Linked DNA regions of Homo sapiens: region 2 is linked to region 1. A link is a contact called in ENCODE Hi-C or POLR2A ChIA-PET data. All regions are on one chromosome and are shown on one strand. The core of a region is the stretch at or near the end of the contact, and the rest is flanking DNA. Distances in the headings are between cores, read along the strand shown. Region 1 holds the start of KRR1 (KRR1 small subunit processome component). Region 2 has its middle 120 kb from the start of PHLDA1-AS1.

The links. Hi-C counts contacts between places; a loop is a spot of excess contacts on that map. ChIA-PET counts read pairs that join two places held with the same protein, here RNA polymerase II (POLR2A). Pooled maps may share reads with other maps.
Region 2: a pooled map shows a loop between it and region 1 (2.8-fold over the local background). The contact joins the enhancer-like site here to the promoter of KRR1 in region 1. A Hi-C loop is called at or near these places in 8 of 50 pooled maps. POLR2A ChIA-PET finds 5 or more read pairs at or near these places in 3 of 52 experiments (A549, OCI-LY7 and SK-N-SH).

The regions. Positions count from the first base shown.
Region 1 is chr12:75,509,972-75,512,915 of GRCh38, reverse strand. KRR1 (KRR1 small subunit processome component) reads left to right here and starts at 1,307. Exons shown (of 10, transcript NM_007043.7): 1 at 1,307-1,403. The coding sequence starts at 1,319. RefSeq lists enhancers at 1,340-1,499, 1,006-1,549, 1,550-2,094.
Region 2 is chr12:75,907,445-75,910,614 of GRCh38, reverse strand. No RefSeq gene overlaps it. Among named protein-coding and RNA genes, the nearest start is that of PHLDA1-AS1, 120 kb to the left of the region's middle. Within about 2 kb of position 1,304, at least 17 of the 41 ENCODE cell types and tissues checked have a DNase peak (open chromatin) inside an H3K27ac peak, as active enhancers do.

The sequences.
Region 1 (2,944 bases), core at 58-2,557:
TTCCCTCCCCTTAATCCCTATCAGCCCTCTAACACATTTGAAGCTCCTAATGAATAGTAGCCCCCTGAAGCTGCTAGGTCAAACTGCCTGAACTTGAAGACGGGCCTTCCACTTATTAGTGATTGAGTTACTTAAAATAAGAATGATAAAAACCTGCTTCATGAGGTGTACTCCTCACTTTATAACTTTCACCTGCTGCTATCTGTTCTATTTTAGGAATTTATCATTTTTTGAGGAAATTAAAAGAACAGAGATAAAATCCCTGTCATTTATAAAACTCACAGGATAAAAACAAAAAACCCCTCTGTCGTGGGTTCTTCTGTCCATATGTAACAATCTGTTTCATACCTGGATCTCATATATGAAAACCTAAATTATTGTATAAGATACACGAGAGTGGATTTATCAGACAAACGTGTATTTCACTAATGCAAGGAATTTAACCTATCAAAGACTTTCCCTATTTGCTGCAGAAAATTTTAGAAATGCAAGCAATAAAATCAAAATTTAAAAAAATCTTATATTTGGCATGTCGAAGAACTCTTATACTTCCAAAAGTGTAGTTATTTGTAGTTAGTGATGAACCTCTCTACACATCTTAGCCCTATGTAATGTTGGGGGTAGAAAAGGAGTTTAGAGATTTTGAGAAATCTTAGGCTAGTTGAAATACTTCAGAAACGTCAGGATGTTGAATTACCATCCCTCTGACTTAGAGAAATACCAACACTCGGGAAGATTACCATCAGAAACAACTTTGAAAAGTTTAATTTTGTCACTGTTTTTAAAATTAGAAATAATGTAAATAAAGTACTGAAACAAAGTAGTCTCACAATAAATAGTAGCTATTCCTGTCACTTGTTGCAGTGGAGGCCCAATATACATTGTATTCTCATATTTGTACTTCCTCCCAACATCTAGCGCATATTTGGCCAACATATAAATATTTATCGAAAGAATGAATGACATCAATGACAGGTTGGTAGCACTCCGCTGTCCGATGGTCCAGGTTAGGCCGTGAGGCCACGAGGAAACTACGGATAAAACAGTATCCAATTTGCCTATACCGCCTGCTAAACTACAAGTCCCAGTACGCAAACTCCATGGTTTCAGGGCATACTGGGAGAAAGTCTCCGGCTCTTCATTGGCCACGTAGGAGAAGCTGTGGTTTGTGTAAAAGCGCGGGCTTAACGCACGTACGCACGGAGACTGCGCAGATCTCCTCGTCTGAGTTCCGCGGAACTCATTTTGAGTGTAGGCGTTTTAGCCGGTAGGGTTTAAGAACAGTTTCATTTCCGGAGCCACCGGAAGCAGCTTGCAAATGGCGTCTCCCTCGCTGGAGCGGCCAGAAAAAGGCGCTGGAAAAAGTGAATTTCGTAACCAGAAGCCGAAGCCGGAGAACCAAGGTGATGTTATGTGGGAACCGAAGCCTGGGGTTTGTGTACGTTGAGTTGCGATGTTTTTTTCTTTCGTTCCTCGTGGACTTATAAAACCACCTGGAGCCTGTACTGTGTAGTTGAGTACCTGAATAATCGCTGATAAGATTTTGGCTGGGCCCACAGGAACGGCTGGCCGATATGGTGCCACCCAGGTGTTCCTAATTCATTGCTTTTGCTAAAGGGTCCCCAAAGCGAAGCTGTTGCGGATTACGTCTTTTGTAAAAGGATGAGTATTAAGAAAATGCCTAGGGCGACGCAGAACCTTGTAAGCCTGCGGGTGGCTGAAAGTCACTGACGGAATGAGGAATAGGGTGAGGTGGGAATAGGTAGTCATGATATACAAGAGTGGACCCTGATAATGGGGTGAGGTATGGGGAAAGGAGCTATCCGACATGTCCTTAGCTCTAGTTTGTCAGTAAAGACATTTTGAAAGATTATCAATTCCTGTTTGTCAGATGCTAAAATATTAGACGACACAGCCCTTACTGTTTAGGTTGTGTTACCTTTTAATTGTTAACTCCTGCGTTGTAGTCTGGTTTTACCCGTTTTCTTCAGTGTGAATGATAGAGAAGTCATAAATAGCCTGGGGATCTGTTCAACCAGGCTTATAGGAAGTGTTAAAAACATTGAACTCTCAATTTAGATGCATTGGGAAAGTATTCAAAGTTTCTTTGTTGTTGCTCATTAAATGATTATGTAACGTACATAGCAGGGGATACAACTTATATAGAGTTTAATAAAACCATGCGGGAAACTAGCATTCAGACTAAGTAAAATAGAGCATTACCATACCCCTCAAACCCTTACGTGCACCTCTCAGATCATATTCTCTTTTCCTGTATCAGACGTAACCACCCTGAATTGTGTTGCATTCTGTTCCTCTTCTTGTAGTCATGAAGTGGCTTAATTTAGCCTGTTTTTTAATTTTATATACATGAAAGTGGACCGTATGCATTTTTCTGTGTCTTCTTAGATTTAGCTTTTTGTTTTTCAAACAGGGTGATACTTGCGGGTGTAGTTTTAGTCTTTTCACTGTTATGTGGTGTTTCCTTGTATGAATATACCCCAATTTATTTTTTCATTTTACTATCGGTGGACATTTGGATTGTTCCCAATTGCTTGCAATTATAAACAATACTGCTAAAACATCTTTGTACATGTCTTCTGGTTAACATGTTCAAGGGTTTCTCTAGGTTGTGAACATAGGATTGGAATCACTGAAGTGTAGGGTGTGTGTAAGTAATGCTAACTTTTTTCCAAAGTGCTAGTGTCAGTTTTGTTCCCACTAGGAGTGGACGAAAGTTGTCATTGCCTTACATTAGTATGAATACATGTTATCTGAATTTTGAATTTCTGTCATTTTGGTAGTTATGAAATGGTATTTGGTTGCAGTTTTAGTTTGCATTTTCTGATCACCTATGAGGTTGCATATCTTTTCACATGTTTTGAGGCTTCCTTAATTGTGAAACTCCTGAGTATTTCTTTTGTCAGTTTTTTTCCTGAGGTTG
Region 2 (3,170 bases), core at 55-2,554, 400 kb before region 1:
CATGCATCTGAGAGTAGCAGATGGTTGTGGGGGTCACCACTATATAGGTGAAGGGAACAGCAGTTACAAAGTGCTGAGGCTTTGCTTGAGGCTTTCTGACTTTTCAAGGTCACCCAACTTGTGAATGACAGCTCTGGGTTTTAATCAATTTCTGTGGAACAGCAGGCAGCAGGGGCATGGAAAGTTTAGCTTATTCAAGGTGAAGACTTGAGAGTTATGGGAGCATGTTAAAATGATATTTGCAGGGCTGGAACGGCTCCAGAACACCTGGGCTGTGAGGTCCCCCATCACCACGCAGAGCACCAGGGACTTCAGAGGAAATATTTGTTTTAATCATTTCTGGAAATGGGATTGCTGTTTGATATTTTCTCATTCTGTTTGCCTGACAACCACACAAGAAATCAGACTTTTTAAAGGCCTCTCTTGCCTAATCAACTAGATGCTTTGGAAAAAAATTTGCCAAATGATAGAAATATTTCTCTTTCAGCTTAACTGCTGACCCAGACTAGTGAAAGAAATGGCCTTTCAAAGAATAAATCTATGAAATTCCATTTCTGGGGCAAGTGCCTTGATTTGCATTGAGCATTGTTGTAAATGTCAACTGTCCGGCTCCCACTGTCAGCTTGAATGGCCATCAGTGTTTACCCTCCCAAGATAATTGCACTAACTTATTCAGCACATGGTTGGAGGCTGAGGCCATACTGTTTCTTGTTAATCTCAATCACGTCCCTCTTTCCTCCTTCCTTTTTCTCCTATGAGGCACTCCTAGATTTTTCAAGTTTATGATGAAATACTAAATTCTTCGCTTAGCAGGGCTGTTAGATTTCCTGAGTTGCCTTGCCGAGCCAGTATTCCCATGGCTGTTCCTGAGAGCAGGTGGGAGAATGTGAACCCGTTGAAGAGACTGAACAAAGGGACAAGCAGTGGCAATTTCCTTCCCTCACCACTGGAAGTTGATGTGAAGAGCCAAGGGCACAAAATTTTTCCAAATCAAAAATACCAGAATATACATGCTGTCTTGTTTATCAGTATCCCAAGGACCCAGAACATAGTAGATGTTGAGTAAATATTTAGTGAATGACAATCACAGCAAGTTGTCTCTGCTAGCTTAACCATCCTCCCATGGCCTCCTCAGTCCCTTCCTCATTGGACACTGCTGGATTTTTGCCAATTGTGTTCTCTTGAGGAAGGGGTTGAGGGGACAAAGGGAGGAAAGGCTGGACATATTGCCTAGGCTTGATTGGCTGCAGCCATTGTGACTCTTTTCCAGCTGCAGAGCATTTTGCATGTGAGGAATGATACGGAAACATGCCTCCAGCAGCCAGCTGGCTCCTCACCAGTTCTTTGTAAATACCAGCCAGAGGCAGCTCTGGTCTTCTGCCAGGATAGAGACAGTGAAAGCAAACTTCACAGGTTCCTCGCCCTCACATGGGGCTCATCAAGACCCTACAGCTGTTGTTTCAGCTCCAGATGAATTCTTTGTATTTTTACTTTAGAGAATCTACTAAGGAAATGTCATTCCCTCACTTCCCTCTGCCTATATATGTTTGCTTTGGCAGAGAATCACTCTGTGTTCCTCTCTTCTCCACTCTCATCTCTTTGATCCAAATGTTCTCTCCTGCTGGTTTCTTCTTGTCCCTGGAGGTACAAAACACATGTTTGGTTTGGTAGAAACATTAGGAGAATATCTGACTGTCTTCAATTGCTTAAGGGGGGGTCTTGATTAATATAGCTGTGTGTTTCAAAATCTGTTTTACCTGTTCTTCTATCAGCAGCATTATCATTAGCCAGTCTGGGAAAGACGCTTTATATAAATGAAAGATTTGGCCCAATTTCTAAGGAGTAATTTTACCGTGTTTTGTAGCTTTTGAGACTCATACATTTTCATACTTTAACACCTCAAAATTTGGGAGGCAAATTCTTTCTTATCATAGATATAGGCCATGCATTGATCAGTAGTACTGTTTTTTCTTTTTTGGTAGCTAAAATAATGGTGTGTCTTATAATAGATGGAATCTTAGATTTGATGAAATGCAGTAGTTTATTTTGGCCAAAAATATCTCAATTTATTTATTTATTTTTCTTTTGGTTCTTGATTTGGAGATTTATTTTTCTAGTTATTTTTTTTTCTATTTGGTGTTAATCATTCAGACTAATCTATGAACTACCTATTTCTATAATCAGCCCATTTTAAAATGTGTCCATCATGATAATTTTAAATATATATAGATAGATTTATATAAAGGAAGAAAGGATCCAGGAGTGAGAAAGCCGAGGTTCTAGTTCTGCTTTTGCTTTAACCTTGGATAAGTAATTACCTTTTGAGCTCTTCTTTCTTGGCTATAAAATAATGGGTAAGAATGCAATGATTGCGAAGACTTTGATTTCATTGTGGCTCCTCCTCCCTGTTGGTTGTTATTCAGAGTCAAAGGCATGAGATGGGTAGCAAATTTGGTTAATGTCTCCTCAGAGTAAGTTTATGTCATAGTGACTTGCGAGAACCTGTCATGCCAGACCCAATTAATTTTCTCTGTGAGATAATGATCCCATTGCATGAACAAATGAGAAGAGCTAATAGTTGAGTGCCAACAGAGTGCCAGGCACTGTGCTATCTGCTTGCTATGGGTTGAATTGTGTACACCCCCAAAATGTTGAAGTCCTGATTCCCAGGGGCTGTGGCTTTATTTGGAAATAGGATTGTCTTAGTCTGTTTGTATTGCTATAACAGAATACCTAAGACTGAGTGGTTTATAAAGAAAATAGATTTCTTTAGCTCACAGTTCTATAGGCTGGGAAGTTCAAGGGGCAAAGCACTGGCATCTGCTCTGCTACTGGTTAGGGGTTTTGTGCTGCTTCCACTCATGGTGGAAAGCAGAAGGGTAGGCGCATGCAAAGAGGTTACATGGCAAGAAAGGGAGCAAGAGAGAAAAACTGGGGAAACCAAACTCTTTTTAACAAGCTACTCCTGTGGGAATGAATTCATTCTACAGAGAACTAATCCAGTCTCAAGAGTGTGAGAACTTACTGACTACCTCAAGAATGGCACCACGCCATTCATTCATGAGGGATCTGACCCTCCTTACCCAAACACCTGCCGCTAAGTCCCACCTCCCAACACCACCATATTGGGGATCAAATTTCTACATGGGGACAAGCAATATCCAAACCAT